Regions from separate parts of the Homo sapiens genome. Here region 1 is linked to region 2. The links are chromatin loops, found by intact Hi-C in ENCODE. Cell type or tissue: dorsolateral prefrontal cortex. All regions are shown on one strand. Links, peaks and the distances in the headings refer to the core of each region. The heading gives the core; the rest is flanking DNA. Region 1 overlaps TULP4 (TUB like protein 4). Region 2 has its middle 26 kb from the start of TULP4.

Region 1 (8,642 bases), core at 306-8,305, 91 kb before region 2:
ATGTATTCATAATTTGAGCTTTTAGAAAAATAAATGAAACTATTGTCATTACTGAAGAATAAATACACCTGAATTGGTCTTCTTAGCTAGGTAGCCATTTACTTCTATAGTTCATAATGCAAAATCCACCCTACACAGCCAGTCATTTCTCCTCCACACTCTAAAACACAATCCGCAATTCTAATGACCATCAAGCCTGCAAAGGAGAAGAAAATAAAAGCAGAGCCCTATGACTGGAATATGGGTCCATAATGAATTCTCCAGAATTCTGAAATCTAAACATCTCTGAAAACCAATTGTTTTTCACTAATTCATTTGATGACAAAACTTGAGCTGACTCATTTGGCTATAAAATCTGTCCTGAACTGCCATAAGGCTCTATTAAGCCTTTAATCATCCCATTTAATGAGCTTTGCTGAAATATTACGTTTGATTACAGGGTGATGCCCCAGCCCTGTTTGGAGTCTTTCATACTCTATGGTATGTGTAGCATACACCTTCTAAAATCCAAAATACTGAGAATTCAAGAACAGACGCTCAGATGATATTATGGTGCTGTATTTACTTTGTGGAGGCACAGAAGAAGTCAGAATCAAAGAAACACTACTTTGAGAGAAAAAACTCAGTGTTAAGTTAAAAAAAAAAACAACCATAAAGCACCTATCTTCTTGCCTGCAGTCGTTTCTCCCAAAATCACCAAGAATCAGAGCCAAATGTACAAATAAATTACAACCCACCCACCTTCAGGAAGCCTTGCTAACTTACATATGCCATCATGGGACTCGGAAGGGCTCCCCTTCCAAGTTGGCAGAACCAGCATGCCACCACTGTCCGTGTCAGGACAAGAGCCTCAGGCAAAGATGGCTGTTTGAAACCTCTTTCTTCTTCTTCTTCTTTTTTTTTTTTTTTTTTGGAGACAGAGTCTTGCTCTGTCGCCCAGGCTGGAGTGCAGTGGCGTGGTCTCGGCTCACTGCAACCTCTGCCTCCTGGGTTCCAGTAATTCTCTTGCCTCAGCCTTCTGAGTAGCTGGGACTACAGGCGTGTTCCACCATGCCTGGCTAATTTTTGTATTTTTAGTAGAGGCAGGGTTTCACCGTGTTGGCCAGGCTGGTCTCGAACTCCTGACCTCAGGTAATCCACCCGCCTCAACCTCCCAAAGTGCTGGGATACAGGCGTGAGCCACCATGCCTGGCCTCCTGTCTTTTTATCTGAAGCCTGGCATATTGCATCTGGGCTCTTATTAAATAGAAAGTCATCTGTGTAAGCCCCCAAGTCTACACAATCTCCCCAACTTTCTATGCAAATAACCTTTACCACATTGCCCTGCCCTTCAGTACACACAAAACCCAGGTCAAGAACATTTCTTCTAGCCTTTTGTTTTACTTGAAAGTTGTTGTGAGAGAGAACCAACTGAGCTACTGAGGACATGGCTGCTAAGCACAGAAAGGCCATTTAAGGGCTGAGAAACATTGATTCAGCATAATACGTTATTGCCAAAGCAAAGGGAACTGTACAGTTTGGATGCCGGCAAGGGGCTGTCCGTAGTTCTTGCTGAACCTTTGTGGAGAGCCTCAAAGTATACTGAAATCTCAACTGATCACAGTTTTAATGTATAAAATATTAAAATAAAAACTGTGGACAAGACCCTAAAGTAAATGAAACCAGGAAGCTTGTCCACTTTTATTTTCAAACTCTTTGTCGGACCTAGGCAGCATCTTTAGTTCCTCCTTTCCCTTCAGACCTTAAATCAAGTCTACCACCAAGTCCTTTTCATTGTTCTTTTAAACAACTCTTGAAATTCTCACTCTCTATTCCTGCTGCTACCAGCCTATCCCAGCCCTAATCATCCACTAGGGCAACCACTGGGTGACTTCATCCAGTCTGATGCCCCGGTTTTTAATCTTCAGCCTGTATCTCCTCCCTAACTCCAGACTGCTTTGTCAAACTGCCCACTTACCATCTCCATTTCAATGTCAAACAGGGATCTCAAACTTCACAAGTTCAAAGCAGAGCTCTGGAATGCCTGTCCCAAACACTGTAGGGTCTCCCAGGTCCCCCTCCCCTCACTTTCTTTCTTTGTCCTGATCGAGAAGCATGGAGTACCTGGACCCTCTGTCTCTGGCAGCTGCATATTTTTCCCTGTAGGTCTGAACCCAAGCCGCAATCTTGAATACTCCCAAGCACTGATACAGTTGTTGAGGTTATCGCTTGAAACACTGAAAGATCAACCACAAGGCTAAACACGTAGAAACTAGCTCCCACTCCCTGAGCCACATTCTTTAAACCGTCATGAAACATTACACTCTGCCCCATCGTTGTGGACATGCCCAGGTAGAACCTCTTTTTACTATCAGTCCAGTCTCAAGAACTGCTGCAGCACTCTGTCCATAAGTCCCCTAATAACTGCTCTGGACTGAGCACTCTAGCGTTTAGTGCTTCTTTCTCTGGAATCCTCACTGGCCCTACCTCAAGAGAGTTGGGGCAATCCCTTGAGAAAACTTCCCTACCACTGCTTTTGGGGCAACTCTGGCCACAGGTTCATATGAGGAGAACTACCTCAGTAAATGGCAACTCCATCATCCAACTCATTAGACCAGGAAGTTTGAGTCTTCTCACACCTCAACTGTGATTCACTGGTAAGTCCTGTCAACTCTACCTTCAGAATACATCCCGAATCCAGCCAGTTTCACATCACACCTATGCCGCCAGCCTGGACTCTCTCCCAGACGGCTCCAGCAGCCTCCTAACTGGTCTCTCTGTTCACTCTGGACCTCCTAAGGACAGGCTGCTTCCCACACAAAACTTAGATTTCTGCCCTTCTTGCTCTAAAGTGGCATCATTCTCATGAATCTACCCACCAGCCCTGGGAAGATGATTCCAAAATGCTCTCTCTTGAGCCCTGACTTCTCCAGGTCCAAATTTTCAATTAAATACAAGTTCACTTCTATGTGGATAACCTACTGTCGCCTCAAACTCAACATTTCCAAACTGAATTTATCTTCCCCTCAAAACTGGCTCCCCTGGCCAGGCGCGGTAGCGCATGCCTGTAATCCCAGCACTTTGGGAGGCGGAGGCAGGCAGATCACCTGAGGTCAGGAGATCAAGACCAGCCTGGCCAAGATGGTGAAACCCTGTCTCTACTAAAAATACAAAAATCAGCCGGGCACAGTGGCACATGCCTGTAATTCCAGCTACTCGGGAGGCTGGAGAATCGCTTGAACCTGGAGAGGTGGGGGAGAGGTTGCAGTGAGCTGAGATCACACCACTGCACTCCAGTCTGGGCAACAGAGCGAGATTCCATCTCCCACCCCCACCCCCACCAAAAAAAAAAAAAAAAAAAAAACTGGCTCCCCCATCCTAACTGCTCAATTTTTATATATAATATCACCATGCTCCCAAGATAGAAACCCTAAAATTATTCTTTCCTTTTAAGTCTTAATATGCTTGGTATACATTATTATAATAAAATTTGGTATACAATTTTGCAGATTGCAAAAATGGTCACAATTCATCTTCTTCCCGCCTTGCAATGTGACTTTGCAGCTCCTTCCTTCAAGAGGTCAGGGCTATTTCTTTATCCTTTGAATCTGGGCTCATCCTGTGACTTTGGCCAACGGAATGCTGCAGAAGAGAGGATGTGCCAGTTCCAAGCCTAGGCCTTCAGAGAACTTAATGGGCTTCTCTTCTGTCTCAGAACCGTGTTTTCCCAGCAGACTGAAAGCAAGCCCAGGCTAGCCTACTGGACAAAGAGAGACATGTGGCCTAGCTGCCTCTGACATTCCAGCTGAGAGCCTATCAGCCCTCAGAGAAGAACTGTTTTGCTGAATGCAGCTGACCAGACACATAACTGAGTCTAGCTGAGAGTGTAAGAACCGCCTAGCTCAGCCCAGGCCAACTGCTGACCCACGGAATCCTGAGCTAAATAAACAGTTGTTTTAAGTACTGTGTTTTGGAATGGTTTCTCATATTACAATATATAACCATTATAAAATTTAACTCAGTGCATTAAAACATTATATTCCTAGTACTTGAGTCTCTGAGCACAGTGGAAATAAAAGGAAAAAAAAAGTCCTAGTACGTGGTAGACCCTCAATAAATGTCTTGTTCCATCCCAAATGTGGTCACGCAGAAGTCAGCCACCCGCTAGACTTGGCTCTTCAAAGGCAGGAGCCCTATCATGCTCATCTCCATATTCTCAACACTCAGCATAGTGTCTAGCACAAATTAGAGCCTCAATGTATGTGTTAAATAATTGTCAAGTGAAGATTTGAAATGTCTGCAATTCTAGGGCAAATTACATTTACATTACAATTAATGCATTGCATTACACAAAATGGATTACCTTTAAACTTAGGCAAGCTACTCAACTTTTCTAAATATCTGTTTCCTCATTATAAAAGCAATGGGGATAAGAGTGTCTTCCTCATGTAATACTCCTAAGGTTTAAATGCAATAGTTCATGCCACATCTGTAGCATAATACCTGGCACATATAAAATCATACCTATGTGGTGGGTGTTATCACTCACCTGTTTTTCTCTTTCCAAGTAAACTGTAAGTTACTTAGCCACAGAGATGTTACTGTGTGTGTAAGACAGTGCTGGCCACGTGGCAGGCGTGCTGGGTGCTTCATAAGCACATGGACTGCTCTCTGTACAGAAATCTCAATGGCTTCCCACTGCCCATTAAAATTTTAACTACTTTTACACAGCAATAATTTAAAAATCTTACCACCTCACCTATCCCATATTATGTAATATCACATACCAGATCAATGAGAAAGACATCCAGGTATAAGCAACAGAAACCCAAGTAACAGTGTCTCAGACAAGCAGTTTTACTTTTCCATCAAACAGCCTCGAGGTAGGCAGTTGCTGTCATTCTCCAGTGGCTGTCACAGGTGTCAGAGACAGCTGCCCTGAGTCCCTCAGCTGCTCCCTGTGGTCATGGGATGGCTGCCGCAGCTACTGGCCTGACAGCCACATTCAACAGGGTAAGCATGAGACAGAGACTGCCACATCTGCTCCTGTTATGTGGAAAAGTTTTCCCAGGGCTCCAGCCAACTTCTCCTATGTCTCATTGATATCCCACAACAGAGGCTGAGAAAGCATGCAGGCAGCCCTTCCAGCCTCTGAGGCTGTGGCAGATGGCATTTCCCAAAGACGCCCACACTAACAGATCTCACTCCACACGCTCTTCTTCAATTGTGACACTGAAACCTCCCTCTTGAGAGGTGGGATCTAAGTTCTTTCCTCTTGAATCTGGTGGGCTTCTGACTACAATGGAGGAGATGTTGTGTGACTTTCAGGGTGACGTAGAAGAGGTGGTGCTCCTTCCTCCCATATTTCTCTCCCCCCGGACATATGCCTTTGGAGCCGGGGATGCGGAAGAGGCCACGTGGATCGGCCACAAAGAGAGAGGCAGAGGTGCTCAGCAGGAGGCTTTGTCCAGTGTAGGCACCAGACATGGGACGAAGAGCCTTCCACATGCCCAGCAACACCCACCCACCATTCGACTGTGGCCTCATGACAGATGCTAAGCCAGAAGTGCCCAGTAGGATGCTCCCAAGTTCCTGATCCAGAACCCATGAGAGAGAAATGGTTACCGCTTTTTTAAGTAACTGAGTCTGGAGTGACGTGCTATCCAATAGACAACTGCAACATGAGTGGAGGCAGGTGAGAGGAGGTGCAGGGAAAAGGGGGCTGGGTCAGCAGGTGACAGCCACTAATGCTCTGCTCCTCCAGCTGCTGTCCTCACTTCCCCCATCGTCCACAGTTTCCGGCCTTCATGCCCCTGCTCTTCCCTGACCTGAAATCCCAGCCCTAGCTAGCAAAGCAGAGCCATCCCGCAGGTCGTAAGCCTGTCTCCTCACTTCCATCAAGCCACAATGATCTCCCTTGTTCCTGCCCATGACAAAATATTTTTAAGTTTAATTACTTTCAGTCACACTATTCTTTGCCCCCACTACTCTGGCTTCTTAAATCTAGCCTGGGTTCTTGTTCATGGGGATCCCTACATATTTCTGTATTATATATATTAGTTTACTCCAAACACCATCCAAGGTCAGGAGTAGCTGTTTAATAAGCACTTGCTAATGAAACTAAGCAGCGTGCATTTTACCCTACAGTGTTTCTTACAAACTCCTTCTCAAGATAAAGCTAGCCTTCTTCTTACCACTCAGTGATGGTCTGTGTCTTTTCCTCCTTCAAAACTCAGATCAAATGTAACTTTCCCTGTACACTTTTCCCTGATTAACTTCTTCCATCCCCAGAGGAAACACCTCTCACTCCTGTTCTTCTGCACCTTGCACACCCTTCTCATCCTCCTCACCTGTCTGGTTACACTGGAACTGTGTGTCCTGTCTCCTCACCAAACCACTCCATCACTGAGGGAAAGACCACCTCTCATTTATCGTTTTATTCACAGTGGCAAATGTTAATATGCAGGAGAAACTCAACAAGTGGTTGATGAATGGACAAAAAAGGAACACGCTGAATTGCCAACAAAAAAGAACATACTAAATTAAAAATTCCAACTTCATTACTTAACTTCTTTTTTGTTTCTGAGATGGAGTCTCACTCTGTCTGCCCAGGCTGGAGTGCCATGGTGCGATCTCGGTTCACTGCAACCTCTGCCTCTTGGGTTCAAGCAATTCTCCTGTCTCAGCCTCCCGAGTAGCTGGGACTACAGGCACCCACCACCACGTCTGGCTAATTTTTGTATTTTTAGTAGAGACAGAGTTGCTGCATGTTGGCCAGGCTGATCTCAAACTCCTGACCTCAAGTGACCCGCCCGCCTCGGCCTCCCAAAGTGCTGGGATTACAGGTGTGAGCCACCATGCCCAGCCTTAACTTCTTTAACACTTGGCTTAGGTAAGCATAGCAAGTCCACAATGTTAAAGAAAAAATAACACCTTGATAACTATGAAAATAAATTTTTAAATGTCCTTAATAAGCTACTTTGGAAAAATGTTACATTTCAAACCTGTTTTAAAACAAAAATATGAGTCCCAGGAGGTACCATTCATGAGTAAATTCACGGCTGAAAAGCTGAAACCAGGAACTCTTCTCTAATGGCAGCTGGTGCTAGTATGGTATTTCCTATGTTCATTGTTACTGCTATTGGAAAAGGATACTGCTATTGGAAAAGGATACTGCTCTTATAAACAGCTTTGTCCACTTCTAAGACTTTAAGAAGTAAAACAGTGAGTTTTTGAAATTACATGGGAAAAAAGGAATAAGCTGTGTTGCCTAAGTCAGTAGCAGGCTAGAAGCAAAACCCCTGCACTCTTCTATTCCTGTGACAAGTCTCCTCCCTGATCCGGCAGAGCGCCCATGAGAGAATACAAAAGAAGACTAAAGAAGTAGCTTCTCAGAGTTTCAAACTCTTCCCCAATTTCTTCCCATTTTGGAAAACCAATAAAGCCCAGAAAATACCACCCATATTTGCAATATATCCACACTACCAATTCCTGGAAAATGTCTGCTATTTACTTCTTGTTTTTTTTTTTTTTTTTCTTTAAAGACAAGGTCTCACTCTGTCATTCGGGCTGGAATGCGGTGGCGCAATCATAGTGCACTGCAGGCTTGAACTCCTGGCCTCAAGCAATCCTCCTGTCTCAGCCTCCCACGTAGCTGGGGCTATAGGGGCACTACTGTGCTTGGCTGCTGTTTACTTCTGATGAATATCTGCATCTGAGCAGGACTTTGCATCATTATGTTATTAATAGTATCCTAACGGCACTATTAAAATAAGTCAAGATACAGTCTGTGTAATCAAGATTTCCAACTAGCAGGACATGTCAACATAGAGATTCATAGTTTCCTAGTTTGAAGCTAAGAAAATTAAGCCTTTCTCACACTCATCTCAAGACAACTGCACACCCTATTCTCATTAGTAAGGTCTCCTGTCTCCCCGCCCATATGAAACCTACCGAGTTTTCAAGGACCCAGTTTGTCCTAAATCCATGTCTTCAACCACCAGAACACAGCAAGGACTCAATAAACATTTGCTGAATATATTAACATGGAAAGAATGCTACAAACACACTATATGACAAGGTAGTTGATGAATGAGTATTATAAATAAGTTCTGGGGAAAAATCTTTGTGGACTCAGGAGAACAAAGGCAGCTTCTTGGAGGAGTTAGCCTTTCAGATACCTAAGGTCACCATAACCTGTTTAATCCAAATGTCTTCTCCTTGAAAAGTATTAATTTCATTAAGACAGTATTACCACGTGGAGATAAACTCCATAGTTTGTAAGTGGAACTGAACAAATTGTTTTTCAATTCTGGTCCAAGTGCAAAGCCATCCACGATGACGACGATGACTGATTCGACTGCCACACTCTAACTGTTCACTCAGTCTCCTTGGCAGCAGTCACGTTGGCTTCTTCAAGCGGTGGCTTGTCAAAGGAATGCTCCAGAAGGAGACAGGACAAGAGGTGGTGAACAGCGCCAGCTCCTCCACTTTCCAAGTGCAGTGGGAGCAAGTCACTTAACCCCTGCCTCTGCTTCCTGATGAAGTCCCTGCCTTGGAGGGTTGACTGAACAGGTTAATGCAGGTAAAGTGCCTAGAACGTAGCCATGTAAGAGCTACATGGGCATAAGCTATTATTGTTGTTGTTGAAACTCCTATTAGCA
Region 2 (8,642 bases), core at 192-8,191:
AAATGGAGAGCAGGTACATGAAAAAGTGCTCCACATCACTATCATCAGGGAAATGCAAATCAAAACCACAAGCAGATGTCTTCTCACCCCAGTTAAAATGGCTATTACTAAAAGAGTCAGAAAATAACAAATGCTGATGTGGATGCTTGAGCCCAGGAGATCGAGATCAGCCAGGGCAACACAGTGGGACCCCGTTTCTACAAAAAATTTTAAAATTAGCCAGCATGGTGGCATGCGCCTATGGTCCCAGCTACACAAGAGACTGAGGTGGGAGGATGGCTTAAGTCTAGGAGGTGGGGGCTGCAGTGAGCCATTAATCACGCCACTACACTCCAGTGACAGGGTGAGACCCTGTCTCAAAACAAAACAAAACACTTCTTGGCTATAGCAAAGGTGGTATTTTGAAAGAAAATTCATTGCCTTAAATGCTTATGTTAGTCTGGGCATGGTGGATTACATGTGCAATCCCAACACTTTAGGAGGCCAGGGTGGGAGGACTGCTTGAACCTAGGAGTTCAAGACCATCCTGGGCAACACAGTGAGACCCCGTCTCTACAAAAAATTAAAAAATCAGCCAGGCATGGTGGCACATGCCTGTGGTCCCAGCTTCTCAGAAGGCTGAAGTAGGAGGATCACTTGAGCCCAGGAGGTCAAGGCTGAAGTAAGCCATGATTGCACCACCGTACTCCAGCCTGGACCACAAAATGAGACGCTGTCTCAAAAAACAAAACAAAACAAAACAACAACAACAACTTATGTTATAAAAGAAGAAACTGTTATAAAATGTTATAAAACTTATGTTAGAAAAGAAAACATGTTATAAATTAAGGGGCTAAACATTCAACTTAAAGAAGTTAGAAAAGTACAGCATAAACCAAAAGAGAGTAAAGGAAGAAGATAGTAAAAACAGAAATTAAATAAATAAAAAGAAAAAAAAATTAGACAAGCTAAACAAAGCCAAACACTGATTCTTTGCAAAATGTAATCAAAGACACAAAGCTCTGGCAAGATAGATAAAGACAGAGCAGCACAAATAAATACTGACAATGAAAAGAGGGCTACAACTAACTACAGACACCATGAAACTTAAGATAAAATAATACCATGAACAACTTAATGTTATAAAATTAGATAACATATGAAATGAGTAAATTCCTAAGAAACACAATTTAACAAAACTACCTCAAGAAGAAAGACAGTCTAAATTGTTCTATAACCACTAAAGAAAATGAATCTGTAGTTTAAAATCATCCCACAAAGAAATCAGGCCATATAGTTTACAAACGAGTTCTACCAAACATTCAGGAATAGCCTACAGCAGTATTACACAAACTCAATCAGAATATTTAAAAAGTGATAATAGCCACAACTAGTTCTAAGAGGTTATTAGAAAATCTGTTTGTCTACTAATTAGAAATATAATCTATTAGATATAATTCATCATACTAAAAGAGTAAAGAGCAGGGAAAAAGATTATTGCAATACAAGCAAAAAAGTATCCTAAAATTCAACACTCATGGCTGGGCGCGGTGGCTCACGCCTGTAATCCCAGCACTTTGGGAGGTCGAGGAGGGTGGATCACGAGGTCAGGAGATCGAGACCATCCTGGCTAACACGGTGAAACCCCGTCTCTACTAAAAATACAAAAAATTAGCTGGGCGTGGTGGCGGGTGCCTGTAGTCCCAGCTACTCCGGAGTCTGAGGCAGGAGAATGGCGTGAACCCGGGAGGCGGAGCTTGCAGTGAGCCGAGATCACGCCACTGCACTCCGGCCTGGGCGACAGAGTGAGACTCCTTCTTAAAAAAAAAAAATTCAACACTCATTTTTTTTTTAGATTCCAAATTAGGAAGAGAATTTCCTTTTTCTGATAAAGGATATTTACCTACAATCTATAGCAAACATCATATTTAAGAATTAAGATAAAGATGTCTGTATCATGCTGTGCTAGAAATCCCAGACAAAGTAGAAAGATGAGAACCCTACTACCACACAGTACTGGAGGTCCGAGCTACCACAGAAGACAACAAAAATCAATATAAGGTATAGGAAGATTGGAAAGAAAGAAAACAAACCACCTAGGCTGAAATCCCAAACAAACTGGACATGCAAATTATTAAAGGTGATTTCATAAATGTTATGTCATTTAAGACAGCCATATAAAAGGAATCATTATTCCCATTTTCTCTATGAGGAAATAGAGGCTCAGAAAGGTTTTGAGCAACTTGCCTGAAGTTGAAGTCCCCCCAGCATATTAAGTGCTGAAGCCAGAATTCAAACCAATTGATAATTTCAGTGCTCTTCACCGTAGACCACATGACCTCCCCTCAGTTAATATTCACCCGTTTTGCCAGTGGGCTAAAGGACAGCTGCAATAGTATCATTTGCCACTTTAAAAACAGTCACTTGGTCACATTCACTGGCTAAGAACACCCTCCTCAGCCTGGCATTCAAGGGCCTTCACAGAAGGGCCATACACCTACCTATTGTGCCAGTCTTGTCTTCCACCAGGGTCCTCTATAAAAATTACTCTCCTTTCAAAGTATGAATATATTTACTGCCTGGACTAAGCTCCAAGCTAATCCATCCAAGTACAATGCTCATCCCAAATTCCCCCAACTTTAGCCATCTTTCATGATGCAGCTTCGACATCACCGATTCCATAAATCCTTGCCAGTTCCTCCCTAGTAAGTATGGTCTTCTACAGCAAATGTTTCTATCTTAAGTTGCTCATTCAATTCTACACCATATTATAAGTATTTGAGCCCTTATCATCCGTGCTAACTTGGGAATTACTTAAGGGTAAGGACTTTTAAATGTCTATTCATCAAGACATCTAGCAAGCAAAATGTACGTATATATTACGTATTCAATAAATGCATGTTCAGTTGAATAAAAGTGCTTTTATTTGTATACGGTGTTAAAACTGTTCTACTCTAGAAACAAATGACCCTACATAGGAATAAAAATACTTTTCCAATGATGTCGTAAATTATATTATTTTATAGGCCAATAAACTACAGGAGAAGTCTTTTTACTGCCACGACAGAAATAAACACTACACATGCATATGTCTGGCCACGCAAATGCTAGATGGAGCTTAACAACTCCATTCACCCTGTAATTTGAACCCAGATCTGTATGGATCTCAAACCCATATACTCCAGGTTGGCCTCTCCTCTTCACTGTAAACATCCCATTGTGTTCTAAGATTTACTACCTGGTTTATCTTCCCTACTACAATATGAACCTTCTGAGGGCAAGAAATAATGCCTTCATCACTGAATCTCCAGACCTAGAAAAGAACTCAGTAAATATCTGTTGGCAAATGACCATTAAATGTAGGAAGAAGCCCAACATGCTGACCCCTTCCAAAAGCATTACTGTGCGTCCTCACAAAAGAATAAAGAGATGAACTCAAGTGGGAAATTACAAGTCCTATTATGTTCACTATCTTCTCATTAAGAAGGAAATAGCATATTTTAGAAAATTTTCCACTGAAAGAGCTGAAATAAAAATTTGGGGTTCTTAAAAAGCTAAATTCTAGTCATCTAAAACACTGCAGTCTTGGATGGCAATAAACCCATAGAGCATAATTAAACAATAAAATTTGTCTTGAATTACTAATAAATACCATTACAATAAGAGTTCCAAGTAGCTAAAAATATCCCCAAGCTCCTGCCAATGTCCCACAGTTACAGTGTTTAAGTGATATCATCATACTGAAATTTACTAGGAATACAAGACCAGTAAGACAAGATCTTTTCACAGACCCATGGTAACACAGAAAATTTCAACTAGTCTATGATCTAGCATGTATACAAGAATAAACAAGTTTAGATGTAATAAAAAGTTTACTCTCGTGGTTACAGGTACAGAGGAAATTACTAAACACAATCCATTTCCTTTATAAAACAGAAGAAACACAGAAATAATTGCGAGAGAAAACAAAGGCTATGGCAAAACAATTCTGCATTACTTCTACCACCACATTCCATATTCCAGAAAATTATTATATCTGTACAAAGAAAGGTACAATTGATTTTGATAAATCTGAATTTTAGAATGTCTTTTGGATTATTACTTAGAATTCTTAAAGCTTAACTAGCACAAATTTCAGTAAATTTTTTAACTTACAATTTCAAGTTCTTTCCAAAAAAAACTGAATTGAATGAATTGCAACAGATAATGGCAGTTTGTAATTTTCCTAATTTTTTACAGCCAAATATTTTCATGAATACCTATATATTGTTAAACTAAAATGAAAACAAAACACCAATTTACATCATGATGAGTAAATCTGTTTTCACATCTGCTGCCATCTTTTTTACTTGCAAAAATAATCCCCTGGCATTTTCATGTTTTTCATATAGAAAGGACTCAAATGGAGAGCTGAAACGCAGCCAGCAACCGAACAGAGCCCTGGCTATAGCCCAGCCACAGTTGGGTTCTATGGGAGGGATGAATTCCAAGTGATTCCTTCTTGGTTCTGATGGTAAGCAGAAGTGCCTGACCCTCGGCCAACAGATGGACAGGGAAGACACAGAGAGCACACCCACATTGTCCATCTAGGCCAGAGATCAGGGCAGGGCAGGGCAGGGCGACAGGGGAACAAAGCTAACAATGGACCCGTGCCCATACAAATGGATGCACTTCCAATCCTAATACATGTGCTTACAACTACATGGAAGCGGCTGTGAGCTATTCATTCAATGATTTCCAACATACAGAGAGAATCTCAGGGTGGTGAACAGTACTCACAAACAGGCCTGGTACAGAAGGAATGAGCAGGCCTGTACTGTAAGGCAAACCACAGCAGGAATTCAGGTAGGAATCATCAGTCAGAGACTGAAGGGGCAGAATACAGATGTCAACATCATAAATGGCCAGCAAAAGTGTTTCCTTACGTTGCCAAAACTCTCGCATAATGACTTTTTGGACAGAAATATTCTTGTTTCCTCATTACAATGGAACTACTGTGATTAATCCAGCAACAATAAACAAATAATATGTTGTTTATTGTTAATAAACAACATATTATTTGTTATAAAGAATTGTTTATTGTTGCTTAACAACAACAAAAAATCTACTAACAGACCAGTCCAAGACTAGACAACATAAAGCTAACATAAAAATACAAAATCTGGACCCTGAACGTAAACTGTTCACAATCTGTTAGGAAGGGGAAATTCACATACATGAAATAATCAGAGAACAATTAAGAGTGAGGGTGTGAAGCTCTGTGTAGGGCTTGAACAATCAAAGACCTTGAGAATCATACCAGCAACAGAAAAGTGTTGAACCCGAAAAGCAGGAGAACTGGGTCCTTGTACTATCTGTGATCATTAAAGACGAAGACAAAGGAAGAATAGACATATCTGAGGCAGAAAACATGCTGGTTAACCTTTCATAGCCACAGAAACCCTGTGAGGTAGGTATCATCCCCATTCCACAGGCAAGGAAACCGAGGCTCACACCTCGGGCAAGTTACTTAACCACTGTGGTCTCAGTTTTTTCATTTGTAAAATCCAGGAATTAACATAATCAGCAGTTTTCAAACTGGGACCAGCCAAGCACCAGTTTTCTAGCATTGACTGAGAGCCCTGAAGTGGGCAGGGCTGCAGGCCAAATGTACCAAAGCCTCTGGTCAGCAGCTCAGTACCTATTTCTCCACATAATGTTTTGCCATTATAACCACAGCACTGAGAACAGCACTCAGTATATAATGGGTGGTCAGCTAAAAAGTGAGGAATGAACGAATCAAGCAGATGGCACGTCATCACTGACTTTAAGCTGACTCTCATTCACGGCGGCTCATTTCCTTATATGTCTAGCAATGTTTCTATCGTCAGCATATCCCCAGCTCTTCAGCAGCGGGTAGAGGGTAGCATTCTTCTTGAAAGGATTTGCATTTCTTTCTTTCTGCCAAGCAGCCCTGGGCTCTTCCAACTCAGAAGCATTTAGATTCGTTTCTCAGCTTGGGGTTTTCCAGACCATGCAGGTAGCATTAATTCAAATCCCAAGCCAAACAGTCTCAAAAGAGACTTTTTCTTTTTAACTCCATTTGCTGATGGATGTTTTTGTTTTGTTTTCCAGCCTGGTCTCCATCTGGCCTGAATGAGTCCCAGGCCCCGGCCTTCAGTGCTCACTTCCCAATTCAGTTTTAGACCTTCTGTCTCCCAAAAACACTCACTCCTCTTTCTCTTTTTCCCCACCTATGGATTTTTCTCACTTTCTTTTGATAAAGACTTTTAACGGATGTTTGCTGTATCTTTTGCAGTATTTCTAAGGGCTTAGAGTAGGAGAGTTTTCCAGAATATATGGTCAGCCTCATTTATAGGAGGGTCCATTATCTACCACTTTTCACTTTGGATGTGGTTTAGAAATCATTCCCTGAGGTTAAATGGGCGCAGAAACTACATAAGCCGTCAAAGGAGAGGAGGACACCCCAGGGGACTCCCAGAGGGTGAAGAAAAACACAAGCAGCCAATACAAGAGAGAGGCTGAAGCTGGCTGGGGTGGAGGAGGAGCCTGAGGTGCAAGAAGCAGACCTGCTGAAGCAGAAGGCTGGAGGCAGTTTATTTCCTAGTGAAAGGAGACCAACTTGCACTTTAACAGTTAGTTCTGAAGGATGACTGGTAGGTAAGTGAATATAATGATTCTATTTACTGGTACTTCCACCAATAAAGAGGACAGTTTAAGAACACAGTAGTATCACTTGCATATATAATTCTATAAGGACAAGCACACAGATCCAAAGTTGAATCAAATTCAGGCAGGAAACAGCACACAGGAAACCCCAAGTACAAGGAACTAAGATGAATGAAGGGGACGCTGTGCTCTGCCTGCTGTAAAGTGCTAAGATTCAGAGCACAAGCCAAAACCTTACCTTTTACACAAGAATTTTGTTATACAGAGTGGAAAATAAGTGAACTACCACCAGGGGCTTCGAAACATTTATTATTCTGATTCAATTATTATTGAATGTAGCTAGACATAGTGTTTCAAAATTTCTAAAAATGATTTTCTTTTATTACAACAATAACCATTTATGGAAGATATTAATAGTTACAAGTTGGCAAAATGAGGCTAAAAGAAGCCATAGAGCCATGGTGGCGGCACTGTATCTAGGTTCTTACAGATGAACGTCTTTATAGGGTTTTTTTTTGTTTTTTTTTTTTTGAGACGGAGTCTTGCTCTGTCACCCAGGCTGCAGTGCAGTGGTGGGATGTCAGCTCACTGCAACCTCTGCCTCCTGGATTCAAGCGATTCTCCTGCCTCAGCCTCCTGAGTAGCTGGGACTACAAGTGTGTGCCACCACCATGCTCAACTAATTTTTGTATTTTTAGAGGTGGGGTTTCACCATGTTGGCCAGGCTGGTCTCGAACTGACCTCAAGTGACCCGCCCGCCTCGGCCTCCTAAATTACTGGGATTACAGGTGTGAGCCACCGCACCCAGCCCATAGATTTTCATATAATATAACGTTCTGTATATGAAATAATTAAAATAATTCTAGACAGAGAAAGGGTTACCATGACATGGGGTTCATCAAGAAAGCATCTGTGGTCCTGGAAGATCCAGATGCCTGCTTTACACAGGTGTTATTACAATTAACACCAACAAGAATAAAAACTGTCAGGGAAAATTCAGTTGATTCTTGACTACTACCATGCCCTATAGGTACACAAATATAACATGAGAAAATTAATGGCAGGATTTAAATCTCGTAGCCGTTCTTCCCAGAAACTAGCATTACCTCAAATCAAAGAGTAGACACCGGGTAGCAGGAAAAAAGATAATGATCCAAATGTCCCCTTAACCCACATTTCAGTCAAAGGTTATAATCACAGCTGGACATAATGAACATTAGTTTGGGGTTCAGCAATGATTTATATCATCTAGTTCTTAGAGGGAATTCATATTCACTTATCAAAAGCTTACCTTTTAGAAGTAACAAATCAGTTCTATTTCCTTCAAGTTCTTATACCACAAATTTAAGATCTTCACAAAATAGTATTTGTGCACCTAAACGTGGAGATACTCAGCTTGACCCAGGACTAAACGAGAAAGAAAAATTAACTAGGGTTAGCGAGAAAAGGTTCCAGAAGCAAAAAGCATAAATTCAAAGTACTTAAAAATGAACATGCACTGTTGTTTTAAAGAATCTATTAGAAACATGACTCTTTCCGAGAAGAATATAAAGCACCTAATTAAAAGCACATACAAAATAAGACTGTTTATAATAACTTTTAAAAGGAAAAATAGAGCTAAGAAAAAGAAGACAGCAAAAATGTTAATGCAAACTATAAAAAACTTGGCCTGAAGTATACTCTTCATCAGGGCAAAGAGAGACTCAGGATAGATTACACAAATCTTATCAGAAATGAGGAAACTGACTAGTTAGCCAGGAAAAATGTTTTTCCCAGTATTAAATTTTGAAGAAAAGTCACCAATGAAGCACTACGGAAGAGTCATCAGATGGTGGAAGGGACAAAGACAATAATCTCACACAAATGTAAAAACAGGGTTTACAATTATTTCCTATAGCAAACATGAATAAAAGCTTAACATTAATGGGTAACTCAGTAAAAGCAGTGTTTTAAGGGCTAGGTTAATGTGGTCCAAAACATGCTATGAACAAAAT

The links. A loop is a pair of places that touch in the nucleus more often than their neighbours do. Peaks named below come from ENCODE experiments on the same cell type or tissue, not always from the same donor. Only the 100,000 strongest peaks of a DNase experiment are listed, where the experiment ranks them.
Region 1: it touches region 2 in a loop (1.9-fold over the local background); 1 of 110 quality-filtered maps calls a loop at or near these places.

The regions. Positions count from the first base shown.
Region 1 is chr6:158,373,165-158,381,806 of GRCh38, reverse strand. The region is part of intron 1 of TULP4 (TUB like protein 4); the gene reads right to left. Among named protein-coding and RNA genes, the nearest start is that of SNORA116, 55 kb to the right of the region's middle. In dorsolateral prefrontal cortex, for the core only: no CTCF peak of the experiment used is centred there; DNase peaks (open chromatin) are centred at 3,784 and 5,027; H3K27ac peaks cover 5,186 bases.
Region 2 is chr6:158,281,676-158,290,317 of GRCh38, reverse strand. It overlaps a transcript of TULP4 not described here. Among named protein-coding and RNA genes, the nearest start is that of TULP4, 26 kb to the left of the region's middle. RefSeq lists an enhancer at 4,105-4,819. In dorsolateral prefrontal cortex, for the core only: no CTCF peak of the experiment used is centred there; DNase peaks (open chromatin) are centred at 4,457 and 6,511; H3K4me3 peaks cover 2,232 bases; H3K27ac peaks cover 8,000 bases.